3 separate regions of the Homo sapiens genome follow, and regions 1 and 2 are each linked to region 3. Evidence: chromatin contacts called from ENCODE Hi-C data. All regions are on one chromosome and are shown on one strand. The core of a region is the stretch at or near the end of the contact, and the rest is flanking DNA. Distances in the headings are between cores, read along the strand shown. Region 1 holds the start of DLD (dihydrolipoamide dehydrogenase). Region 2 holds the start of COG5 (component of oligomeric golgi complex 5). Region 3 holds the start of SMIM30 (small integral membrane protein 30).

Region 1 (4,133 bases), core at 1,504-4,003, 5.2 Mb before region 3:
ACTCTGTATCTAGCTAATGTGGCGGGGACTTGGGGAATCTTTATGTCTAGCTAAGGGATTGTGAATACACCAATCGGCACTCTGTATCTAGCTCAAGGTTTGTAAACACACCAATCAGCACCCTGTGTGTAGCTCAGGGTTTGTGGATGCACCAATCGGCACTCTTTATCTAGCTAATCTGGTGGGGACTTGGAGAATCTTTATGTCTAGCTAAGGGATTGTGAATGCACCAATCGGCACTCTGTGTCTAGCTCAAGGTTTGTAAATGCACCAATTAGCACTCTGTGTCTAGCTAATCTGGTGGGGAATTGGAGAATCTTTACGTCTAGCTAAGGGATTGTGAATGCACCAATCGTCACTCTGTATCTAGCTCAAGGTTTGTAAATGCACCAATCAGCACTCTGTGTCTAGCTCAGAGTTTGAAAATACACCAATCGACACTCTGTATCTAGCTAATCTAGCGGGGACTTGGAGAACTTTTGTGTCTAGCTCAGCCATTGTAAACGCACCAATCAGCACCCTGTCAAAATGGACCAATCAGCTCTCTGTAAAACAGACCAATCAGCTCTCTGTAAAATGGACCAATCAGCAGAATGTGGGTGGGGCCAGATAATAAAAGCAGGCTGCCTGAGCCAGCAGTGGCAACCCGCTTGGGTCCCGTTCCACAGCGTGGAAGCTTTGTTCTTTCACTCTTTGCAATAAATCTTGCTGCTGCTCACTCTTTGGGTCCACACTGCCTTTATGAGCTGTAACACAGCGAAGGTTTGCAGCTTCACTCCTGAAGCCAGTGAGACCACAAACCCACCAGGAGGAATGAACAACTCCAGACGCGCTGCCTTAAGAGCTGTAACGCTCACCGCAAAGGTCTGCAGCTTCACTCCTGATCTAGCGAGACCACGAACCCACCAGAAGGAAGAAAGTCCGAACACATCCAAACGTCAGAAGGAACAAACTCCGGACACGCCGCCTTTAAGAACTGTAACACTCACTGCGAGGGTCCGCAGCTTCATTCTTGAAGTCAGTGAGACCAAGAACCCACCAATTCTGGACACAATATGAATATGGAAAGTTGCTCATGAGATAGTTTTAAGTGAAAAAAATCAAGTTAGCAAAATAAGTGTGGTCCAATTTCTGGTTATATTCCTTAGCTGGAATATAAACACTGCTAGTGTGGGCTGTCCATTGTTGACATCGCTCCCTCCACCTCCCGTGTGTTCGCATTAATTTATATGCGTTGTGGCTTTTGTTCTAGCTGAGAGGAGAAGAGGTATAGTTGGTACAAGAGATGAGGAGGAATGTGGAGAAATATGGTGAGTGCAGTAAGGAATCTATTTCCTGCCTCACTTCTCATACTGGGTTGAGCCCCTAGGCTTTGTGAATGACAGCTGGAAAGGATGGAAGTGTTTCATTTTTTAAAAATAAAAATATGATATTGTAATTTTGGACAAAGGAGTAGGGAACAAAGCCCAAGAAAGTTCAGGAAAGAATTGTGAGATTTTGTGCATATGGAGCAGTAACTCCTAGACCAGATGTCAAAGACTGCCATGAAGCTGGAGAGGAGACAATTCTCCCCATCTGTGTGGTGGAGGCTGCTCAATGTCCCCCAATTTCGCTTCATCTCATCTTGCTTATTAATACAATTTCAGTTAGGCACTCAGCTGACAGGACTATGTTTCACAGATCCCCTTGCAGCTAGGTGTGGCTTTGTAATCAGATGGAATGAGGGGATATGATTGTAGAAACTGGAGCAGCCATCTTGAATGAAAGATGCAAGGCAAGCTCTGATGATGGCAGAGTCACGAGATAAAAGGAGCCTGGGACCCTGTCACAGGACAGAGCTGCCAGCAATACCGTCTCTATAACAAACACTAAATTTAATTATTCATATCTAAATCTGAACATAGGCAGTAATTTCTAACCAGTGTTTAGCCCAGCACAAGGCCTGGGTGGTAGACTTCCAATAAATGTAGAATTAAGTTTATTCACACTATATAGACTTATTGCAAGGCAAGAATGAGACCTTAGACTTTCGTGCTCAATCTTGAAGACAATGTTTTTCAACCCTTTTCAACAGATTCTCTCTCAAAACCTAAAATCTCATCCACCATCCCACTCTCTTTTTACCAGGGAGATGTGTTTCTCAACTAAAGAAATAGAAGAAAGTGTGTTCTCTACGTATTGTCAGTTAGCTAATTAGAGCAGAATGCTGGTGATGCCAAAATCTGTAGCCCCATCCCTTATATGGCATTTGAGAGGAGCGAGTATAAAGCAGTAGATAATACCAAAGGTTTTGGCCTCAGGGCCGCAGTTATCTCTCCTTTGTGAGACCTTGGGGGCACTGTTTAACCTCTCTGGGTCTCATCCAAGAAATGGAAATACTAATAATACTCCATATGGTTGTTGCAAGGATGAAATGAGATGTCTGTAGGAAGTGCCGAGGAATGCCTAGCACAACCAAGAGCTTGTTGAACTTGTCACGCTTTACTGTCGATAATGTGCATTAAGCAAACGCTAGTTTTATTTGTTTATTTCATCTTCTAAGTATAAGAATACATTGTAGCTCGACATTTTGGCACCAGCCCCTAAAGCATTCCCACCACCACCCCCGCTGCGACAAAGCCCTGCGCTCCTTACGACAGCGTACGACGCCGAGCCTGACAGGAACGCCTCGTGCGGTAGAACCGCGCGGGCCAATCGCGCTGCTCCCGGGTGATGACGTAGGCTGCGCCTGTGCATGCGCAGGGAGGGGAGACCTTGGCGGAGCGGCGGAGGCGCCCAGCGGAGGTGAAAGTATTGGCGGAAAGGAAAATACAGCGGAAAAATGCAGAGCTGGAGTCGTGTGTACTGCTCCTTGGCCAAGGTGAGGGCCGAGTAGGTGAGGTCGTGTTGAGCCAGAGGCACGGAAGGTCCCGCTCAGTGGGTCCGGTACGCGGCTTAACCGTGTTGGGCTGGCGGAGGCGGGCGCCTGGGCCGCACCACCCCTGGCCCCGCCTCTGCACTGGCTCAGCCCGGCCCTGGGCTCCGAGGTGGCCGCTCATCCTGCAGCAGGCGAGGGACGGGGCTGGGCCCAGGCTGTGGCGAGTCCTTTCGGGTTGTGTGACGGCCGGCGGTCACACATGCCACACCCCCAAGCCTGGGCCGAGGGCCATCCCGGTCACACATAGGCCTCTACCTTGGAGGAAGTGTAAGCCACCCATGTCCCGTATAGTCTGGCTTTTTATACCATTTGCCTTTTTCTCATCCTAATTCTGATCCCTGAGTGGCCTAAGTTTATGCAGTGGGCAGGTAACCCTGGGGTCACTTCTTGAATGGTTTAGATCCAGTCAGCTCCAACAGATAGCCCTCGGAATTCCCCTAAGGTCTTGTCAGTGTTGGCAGCTTTCAACTGGTGTTCATTGCCATCTCTCACGACTTCCTGGAGGCTTAAATCTTTAATTGCAGCAGGTTATCAGAACAACTCTCCTTTTTAATCTGCTTACCAGATACAGCCAAATTGTGTGTATGTGGCACCGTGGCTGGGTACTATGTTAGTGGAGACCTTAAAAATAATATAGCGATCAAACCCTTTTGTTTCAGAGATGAGGAACCTGAGTTCTCAAAAGTTAATGTAACATTCTGCAAGTCATGCTTTTAGGGAGCGGCGGAGGTGGGACTGAAACTCAGGATTGTCAATCTGCTGCTTTTTGGGTTTGCTGTCCTGACCTCAAATGTTAAGAGTTGCCTTGGAATAGGAAACATCAGTGTAGGTTTTGTCACTGCCGCCCATTTTCCTGCTGTGAGCAGGGGTTATTTGCTTGCTTGCTTTCTGCCTCATTGCCCTTAGGAAATGGTAGCCGTCCACATATAGAGATTAGGGAGATTATGATGCAATTTGTCAAACTGTAGTAGCACCAGAACGTAAGTACATTACTTGGTGCATTTTCCTAAGTTACCTTGTCTAATTTGCTATTCCTAGTTGATGTCTCAGGAACATCTTCATAGATTGTTCTAAGTAAATACGGACTGTATATACACGCTAGCTTAGAGTTAGGAAACAAAAATTACAGGTAAAAAGATTATCATGTATAGATTATTCAAGTATTTAAGTTAGAACTTTCAGAGCTTTATTTATTTATTTATTTATTTATTTATTT
Region 2 (4,341 bases), core at 1,016-3,515, 5.6 Mb before region 3:
CAAAGTAGGAGGCACTATCCTTAGAACGGAGCAGAGACTCGGCCGGGCGTGGTGGCTCACGCCTGTAATCCCAGCACTCTGGGAGGCCAAGGCAGGCAGATCACGAGGTCAGGAGATCGAGACCATCCTGGCTAACACGGTGAAACCCCGTCTCTACTAAAAATACAAAAAATTAGCTAGGCATAGTGATGGGCGCTTGTAGTCCCAGCTTCTCAGGAGGCTGAGCCAGGAGAATGGCGTGAACCCCGGAGGCAGAGCTTGCAGTGAGCCGAGACTGCGCCACTGCACTCCAGCCTGGGCAACAGCGCGAGACTCCGTCTCAAAAAAAAAAAAGAAAGAAAGAAAGAAAGGAGCAGAGGCTCCACTTCCGTTGCAATTGAAAAGGCAAGGGAAAAAAGGTGCAACAGATGGTTATACGTTGAGGTTAAATTCATAGGTTTGATGGGCAAGAAATGGAGAAAGTTCACATCTGATGGATCCTCTTTTTCTCCCCAGGGAAGCTTAAAGTCATTTGTTGAGCTTGAAGCGAAAGGTTTGAAAAGGGTAAAGAAGATTTAAACAATCACTGTGGAGAATGGCAGAGAACCAAGGAGGAAAATACAGAAGGCAGAACTGAAGAGTATTTACCGTCCAAGAACTGATTACAATTCCTGAAATACATCCTACTGAAACATATATCCAATGTTCCACTGTTCACCTGGGGAAGTCCTGTCTACAGTTTAAAACGTCTCCACCTAGAAAGCCTTTTCTGACATTTCCTAACCAGTTTCCAACCCCCAGTTATCATTCTCCTCTGTATTAATGCTCTACTTTATATGCAATCCTACTGCTATCTTACATCACTATATTACAGCACCTACCTTTATAGTCTACAAGATTATTTCCTCTACTAGATGGTGAACTACTTGAGGGCAAAAATTGCACGTGTATCAGGAGCAACTGCAAATATATCAGGGTCTCTGCCTTGTATCTAAAGTTTAAATTCAGTTTAGCCAAGTTTTAGACAGAGACCCGGTCCTAGAGTTTCCAACATGAAATAGTTCAGAAAACATCATTGCTTTTGACAAAAGTACATAAATTATCATGAAAAGGCACGTAATTCAGGATGACAATAAAATATTTAACAGTCAGAGAAAATAAACAATAATTTGGAACTTTATTTCATTTATTACCCACTTCGGTCTTCAAATGTGTGCATGTGCTTCTAACTGCGATGATGAATTTAAAAAACATTCTGCACCTACTGTATGCAAGATACTGCTATTCACACTGTGGGATATTAAAAAAAGTTTGCAATACAGAAGAGATTAAAACAAGTATACAAATGATTTTAGTACAAGGTAGAATGCGATGGCCACTAGAGAAAAAATTAAGAACAGGTGAGAAGGGCTTTATTTTTATGCTTATAAATGTGAACTTTATTCTGAAGGATAAGAGATTCGGGACATGGTAACTGGATTGACACAACTGAATATGCTTTTCAAGTATATTATATCTAACTTTTCTTATTTTGGGCAACTTCTCTCCAAACTGACTAGCAATAAAATCTGACTGCTAGATTCTGTACAAATGGTTAATCCCAACCTGAACAAATGTCTCAAACCCTCCCCCACGTGTCACTGTAGATAACTGCCTCATAAAGGAGGAAAAAAAAAACCAGCCTGTAAGAGGGGTCACCTGTACAGTCCATTTGTTAAAGGAGTAAGCGTTTCCAGCTCTACTTTAAAACAAGGCCCTATTTCATTATGCGTCTGCCGTCTGTTCTAGAGCTTACACTTTTGAAGAGCTCGAACGCTACACCCCTTCGTCAAGAACTGCGGCAGCAGCCGGTGGCTGCCAACGCGGTCCACAGGGTTTGGGCTCCCGAAACTTCAGGGAAGCTGGAGGCATGGGGGGGGGGGGGGTCGAGTTGAAATGAGGAACACACAGAAACCAAGTGTCCCCAAGACTCCAGAAAAGAGGGAGCCAGTCCCAGAGTAAATAGGTTGGCTAGAACAGTACCCAAGCCAGGGGGCCGGGCGGAGGGGAGTGGTCACGTCCAGACTGGAAAACTTTCTGCAAAGCAACGGGTTGGGTCCACCTCGCTGTCCAGGTGCGGAGCAGCGCAGACCCCCAACCCCACGACCTGGTCAGACCCCGTCTCCTTACCGTCCTGCAGAAGTTCCCGGACTGTAGCTGCAGCCGCTCCAGAGCCTCGAGCTCCGAGGCCAGCTACAGCGACGCTGCCGCCGCCACCTTCCATGTTGGCAGGTGCCGGGTTGATGTCGTCAGCAGCAGAACGGCTCCGCCCAGGTGGTGACGCAGAATCCCGGCGCCGCCCGCCCACCCAGCCCATGGCTCCAGGCCCACCTGGCGAACTGACTCTCAGCCCGCGCCTGGGCTAAGCCTGGCTAGGAGCCGCGCAGGTACTCGAGCAGTGGGCGCCCAGGGTCCGAGTGCTCTGCGCCCAGCGCACCGAGGGAGCCAAGGCCGTCGGGCCGGCGCTTTCAGCTGTCTCTCGCAGCAGCTCAGGGCCGCGCCCCCTGGGCTGGCGTCGTGCCCTAGCCAAGGAGAAGGTGGGCACCGGAACGTGGCCGCAGCGCTTATCTGTGAAGCAAGTATTAAACCTCAGAACAGGGGCCGCGCGGCGTAAGGCAGGAGAGCAGAGCGGAGGTTTCAGGGAGCTTCGTTTGCCCTCCACACTCACAAGAGTCACGCGTTAGTTGCTACACAGCTTTATCTGTTCCACGCCTTGATTGGCACTCCTGGGGTAATAAAAGCCCGCAGGAAATGCTTGGGAAGAAAAGTTGCTGGGGATGAACAGTGAAGAGAATTAGGGAGAGTCGATGAAGAAGGAAGTCTGAACCATAAAAGGACCAATAAAACTCACTGTCTCTACCCTCCTTCCTTCCCATGAGACCTTTGACCTTTTGCCTTTTCTACTTCTTCCTCAGTTTCAGTCACGTGCCAGACTTTTTCTTAATTACAAACTGATAGATGGTCCACATCTCAACTAACAGTATTGACGCTGTAAGAGCATCAGGTTGGTTCCCATTGTATCTTCTTTACTAATACGTTCGCGTTTTTGACCTAGATTTCTTTCTTCTAAGATAAATACTGATAAATTAACAGGGTCAGGCAACCACAAGTATGCAAGACAGTCTTAAGCTTCTTCGCAAAAAGAAGCTGGAAGATGACTTTTTCATTTTGTACAGTAGGTATGTATCCAGGAAACCAATTTTATCCAGTTCCAGAGCTACGTGGTTTTCTACATTCTGTTTCAAAAAGGTGCTATTACTTATCCTGTGCTTATCGCTGTTCTAAGTATTTTATAACTCAATGCATTTCATACTCATAACACCTCAGGTAAGCAAGTCTTATGCTACACTGCATTATGCTCTCTTTGTCTCAGAGGATTTTCCCTAGTATGTAAGATCTTAGTCATGATGGGAATAGGGGTGATTCATTCATTACTTGTGAATTAGGAATTGTTTTTCCTTCCTTGGCTTTATTCCCCCCAGTGGAAGATTTTAGAAGAGTGAGTAATATTCATTCATACAGCGAAAGTTTTGACCCCTCTACTCTGCATGCTCTCATGAGTTTACAAACATAAGACTCAATCCATATTCTAAAAGGAGTTAATAGGTAAGGTAGGAACCCATTTAAACAAACAATTGTACCAGGTGCTTTGGAATCTTTGGATTTACTTATTCCAGTAATTCCAAGCTTAGCTGCACATTGAAATCACCTGAAGAGCTTTAATAAAAACACTGATGCCTGCATCCTGAGCCCAGACGTTTGGATTTAATTGGTCTAGGGTATGGCTTGGGCATGCTAATTCTTAAAAGCTCCTCGGGTCATTGTAGTGTACAACTAAGGTAGAAAGCTACTGATTGTTTTGTTTTGTTGAGTTGGGGTCTAGCTCTGTTACCCAGGCTGGAGTGCAGTGGCAGGATCGTGGCTCACTGCAGCCTCAACCTCCTGGGCTCAAGGGATCCTCCTGCCCAAGCTTCTGGAGTAGTTGGGATCACAGTCGCTTGCTACCACGCCCAGCTGATTTTTATAATTTTTTTAGAGATGGGGGTCTCACTATATTGCCCAAGCTGGTCTCAAACTCCTGGCCTTAAGCAAGCCTCCCACCTTGGCCTCCCAAAATGCTGAGTTTACAGGTGTGAGCCCAGTCCCCTGAAACCTACTGATTTATTCTTTCAGCAAATAAATATTGAGGCCTTCTGTATGCCATTTACTATGACTGCAGGAGTGGATAAAAATGAAGTAATTCTTGCTAAAATCACTAATGACCTTGTTGCCATTGCGCTTTATTTTTGCCTTACTTTGATGTTTAAGATACCTATCCCCTCC
Region 3 (4,285 bases), core at 1,585-4,084:
GAGTATAAGAGATGACAATTGTTCTATAACTTGCATCATTCCTTTTTCCTTCTTTAAAACACACAAAAAAATGCAGGTACAATCAAGCTATATTAATTATGAAATGTTTAACTGCCAATTAATTTGAATAAAGACTGTTAGTGCTTCCTCTAGCAAAAAATCGAAACAGCTGTGACAAAAACAAGTGCATTCAGTTTCCATGTCTTTATTCTGTGATGCTTCTTCACTCCTTGTACACTTTAACCAAAACTTTCATGCAAGCCAAGTCAGCTCACTCTAGAATTACACCATAAACAGGACTTTAGGTTGCTAGTGCCTGTTTTTGGATAAAAAATGAGGCTCCCAATGTCATCTGGAGAGCTACAGATTGGAAAATGCATTTTAGGAAAAAATTTCACTACTTACCTCCAGTGTGACCCTAAAGTTTGATTTCCTTAGACTACTTTATGCTGGCTACAACTTGAGAATCAAATGAATCACTGAGGACCCTTGTTAGACATGGAGTTCCAGGCCCCATCTCACAGCTATACAACCAGGAGAAAGACCAGGGAATCAAAAAGTCTTATCAAGTGCCTGGAATGATTCTTGGGCTCAAGCAAGTTGGCAGTCTTCTTAAATTTGTAATGTGCATACAAATTAACTTGGGCTTTGGAAACGAATGCTGTTCCTGATCCAATTGGTCTGGGTGGGGCCTGAGATTCTGCATTTCTAACAAGCCCCAGGTGATGTTGCTGGCTTGAAGACACTTTAAGTAGCTAGGCCAGAGAGGATATTTCGTTTGGCTGGCGTACAAATCAGTTTAAGCCATTTCATTTTCCTTCTATATTTCTAGATTTTCTATCAGGGGCTTCTCTGACCTTAATGCTGCCCAGTTCTCATTATGTCTCTTCAAGCTACCGCAATCAGTTAACACAAGGCATCCTGCCCTTCTCCACTTAGCTCATATAAAAATCCACAATGGATACAAACAGCCCCAAATAAGAAATGGACACGAAACATTAACTTATAACATAATGGGTTTATATTTAATATAGTACTTCTCATCAGGAGGATGTTACTCAGTTAATATAAAGTTTTTTTTCAAAACATTAAATCTCTTTTCCATGTCAATGTCTATAGTTTTTTTTTAACATTAAATTTTTTTCCGCATTTCAGTATTAGATACACTGAATACATTTTTCTAAATGTTTTTTCCCTAGAGATAAAAGTTTTCCTTTTTGCCTGACTCTCTGATATCTAAATATAATATTAACTTGGGAGACAACAAAACAAAAATCTAATTTAAAAGACTCCTCAACGATTCAGGAGGCAGTGATTATAACCGAACAGTGGTGATTTCCTAAGATTCTGGGCAAGAACTTCCTTCTTCCTATTTCACATGCTTTGAGAGAATTCTAAGATTATGAAATATTACTTATGTAAATTTCAGCCATCTTACTTCTTTGACTACCTAACTAGCAAATTATAGGCTGCATTTTTCTGTGCATTATTTGTTGTAAAGAAAACATTTTTTTTTCAATTTATAAATGTATGTTTGTTGCCATTTCATGGAAACAATGAAAAATGTGAAACTCCCTTATTTACTGATTCTTGGAACCTTTCACACACCAAATCTCAGGTTTAGCCTCTAAAGCGCAAAGGTTTTCAGGGTGAGGTTTGACTCAGTAGGCCTTTCAAAGTCACATCTGTCCATTTCTTTTTCGTGCATATACCCCCAAGCAGGCACAAATGCCTGTAATGCTGAGAACCACACCTAACAAAAGGGCGATTGCATCACCGGCTTCTACTGCTTCCACAACAGGCAGCACCAAAAGCAGTGACATGAGGACTAAGGACAACTGTGTTGAAACTGAGGTCATGATGTTGGAATCTTGAGGGCTGAAGGTTCCTAGAAATTAAACATGGAAACAAAAAGGAACCATTAAAAATTCCTCCCTTTTCAAATGACAAAATGAACACATGACAAATAACAGGCCAGCCAATCTTTTGGATACTTTATGAATCATTTCCAATCCATCTCCTCATCTTATAGGTGGAAAAACAGAGGGACGTTAAAGACAGTAATTTGAGGTTCATCTCCCTATCTCGTGATAACACTCTAAACCCAGGAATTTTCCACGATAATGCCAACACCTCGTGCATCAACCAAACAAAAATTGAACAGGAGTTCATAATTAAGAACAAACAGAAAAAAAGCACGAGCCACTAACTTGGAAACTTAAAATATCCTAGTGGGTAAAAATTGTACATTTTCTTAGGGTCTCTCCCATCCAAGAAATGCAGACAAATTTGGCAAAAGTCACACAACATATAACTCTGCGAAGTTGTGGGGAATTAATAAGACTTACCAAAGAAATGGTATATATAGAATTCTATCTGACTTGAAATTTTCCCTTCCTGGAGCTCCGGATGCTGAGATTAAGAGGTTCCACGTGACACGACCTATTATTAGCATGGGGGGTGGGGAGGGGGCGGAGAGAAGGATTTAAAAATTAATTATTATTACTATTATTATTTTAAAGAGGCAGCTAGAGTCAGTGCAGAGCGTGGAGGCCATATGGACGGTAGGGGGATAGGTAATGAGTTGAGAAAAGTCTGTCCAACAGGGAACTAGACTTAAAAGTTGGTCAGTTCACCCACACAAGAAAAGGTAAAAAGAAACAGAACAGAGATAATTTCATTTCAGGACTTGATATTAAGATTTGAAAAAGAATTCGTACTTTGGCCCGGCAAGGTCCAAATTTGCTCCTGTTTTACAAATACACTGGTGCAACCTAAGTATCCTTTGGAGACGAGTTCGTACATTACCTTCTAGGAAGCAGCCATTACAGGAATGGCGAGGAGGGCGGAGTCTCCAAACTACATTTCCCACAATCCCTGCCGCCGCCGACTCCTATGATGCCCCGGCGCGTTCCCCCTATAAGTAGCAGAGGGCGTGACGGTCACGCTCTAGCGGAGGCGAAGAGTCGCGAACGCGCGGGACTTCCTTTCCCTGCCCAACGTTTTACTATTAAATAGATGGTTTCGTGTGTTTATATAAAAGCTCACTTCAAAATAAAAGAAATGATAGCAAGTGTTTTCTACCCTGTTGAGTCTGTAAGGCGCACATGTAATTTTGTCTTTTTCTTCGACTGAAATGACACAGCGGGGAGAGAGAACCCAAGTACAGCCCTCTGTTCCGGGTGCTTTTAAACCAGTGGCTTCCAACGTTTCTGAAGCAGGAAATCTCTGTCACCATCTTCCTAATGAAACATATGCCATTTATTAATTTTTTAGTCAATGGGGAAAAAGCGCGGTTAATAAGACATATCGTAAAAGGTTAAAAAACATTTGTAGTGCAAAATAAAGTTTAGGAAAAATGGGTTTAGCCCTGTTGCAGAAGATCTCTCAGGATTCAGGTCCTAAAGTGACAATCTATTCAGGAGTGCACTGCGGTGATTCCTTCCCACCTATGTTTTTGTGAAACCTCAGCCCCAAATGTCCCTACATATTTGTGAAAAGATGTAAAAATACTGCTTTTAAATCATAAAACAAGAATTAGTTATTTGTATATGTAAGTCGTAACCTTTCTGAAAGGCGCTCTTTCAATTGTCTGCTAATTGTGAACTCCTTACTGAACCTTTCTAGTCATCTGATCTTCTGAACTCTTTCATATTTACTGATTTGAAAATTTATTTGCTATCCTTACATTATAAATTATTAATGATGAGGGTTGGGTGTGAAGCCACCTGCCTGGTCTGAAAGTCCCCTGGTTCAGTCTGTTAGATAATGCAGGTACGTTCAGTTCAATGCCAATAATTAGCATGTATTCTTGTGTTGTCGGTTACCCTTTTTCTTACACGTTCCTAGTCTCTCTAGCAAAGATTTATATTCTTGGCTCCTAACCGGCACCCAGCAGGTGCTCAGTAATGTTGCCTAATAATAATAATGATTTGACTAGATAAATATGCCAACAAGATCTTATGAGAGACCGAGAGGTGCCAAATAAACCAAACCAAGGTGACTAGAAAATTGGAAATCTGAGAATAACTGCACAATAACGTCAGCATTGTTTCTCTAACCTTGATTATTTTAACAAGGTTTTGTTCATTTCATCCTTTGTTTTGAGCTACTTTCGTGCCTTTGTAATCAATTATATTTGGAATAGGAGTTATATTTTTATAGCTTCCAAAATATTCTCTCATATCCTACTGTGAACATTTTGTTTTTCCCTACATGTTTATTTTTCCTTATGTGTTTATTTTAGTTAGCTGAAGTCAGCAGAGACTACTTTAAAGTTAGTATT

Evidence for each region. Hi-C counts contacts between places; a loop is a spot of excess contacts on that map. Pooled maps may share reads with other maps.
Region 1: a map of CD8-positive, alpha-beta T cell shows a loop between it and region 3 (33-fold over the local background). The contact joins the promoter of DLD here to the promoter of SMIM30 in region 3. A Hi-C loop is called at or near these places in 1 of 168 maps with a recorded cell type or tissue (CD8-positive, alpha-beta T cell), 1 of 37 single-sample maps with no recorded cell type and 6 of 50 pooled maps.
Region 2: a map of CD8-positive, alpha-beta T cell shows a loop between it and region 3 (9-fold over the local background). The contact joins the promoter of COG5 here to the promoter of SMIM30 in region 3. A Hi-C loop is called at or near these places in 3 of 168 maps with a recorded cell type or tissue (CD4-positive, alpha-beta T cell, CD8-positive, alpha-beta T cell and naive thymus-derived CD4-positive, alpha-beta T cell) and 5 of 50 pooled maps.

Annotation. Positions count from the first base shown.
Region 1 is chr7:107,888,430-107,892,562 of GRCh38, forward strand. DLD (dihydrolipoamide dehydrogenase) reads left to right here and starts at 2,754. Exons shown (of 14, transcript NM_000108.5): 1 at 2,754-2,860. The coding sequence starts at 2,822. RefSeq lists enhancers at 2,455-2,534, 2,492-3,174, 2,685-2,924 and a silencer at 2,985-3,094.
Region 2 is chr7:107,561,655-107,565,995 of GRCh38, forward strand. COG5 (component of oligomeric golgi complex 5) reads right to left here and starts at 2,266. Exons shown (of 22, transcript NM_006348.5): 1 at 2,149-2,266. The coding sequence starts at 2,242. DUS4L-BCAP29 (DUS4L-BCAP29 readthrough) reads left to right here and starts at 2,317. Exons shown (of 13, transcript NR_163941.2): 1 at 2,317-2,555; 2 at 2,934-3,022. It overlaps DUS4L (dihydrouridine synthase 4 like), which reads left to right and starts at 2,317. Exons shown (of 8, transcript NM_181581.3): 1 at 2,317-2,555; 2 at 2,934-3,022. RefSeq lists silencers at 2,145-2,355, 2,394-2,493 and enhancers at 2,194-2,313, 2,844-4,043.
Region 3 is chr7:113,115,720-113,120,004 of GRCh38, forward strand. It overlaps SMIM30 (small integral membrane protein 30), which reads right to left and starts at 2,835. Exons shown (of 3, transcript NM_001352688.2): 1 at 2,809-2,835; 2 at 2,349-2,442; 3 at 999-1,888. The coding sequence starts at 1,859. The coding sequence ends at 1,680. All of the region lies in intron 2 of LOC107986837, which reads left to right. RefSeq lists enhancers at 2,606-3,200, 3,095-3,234.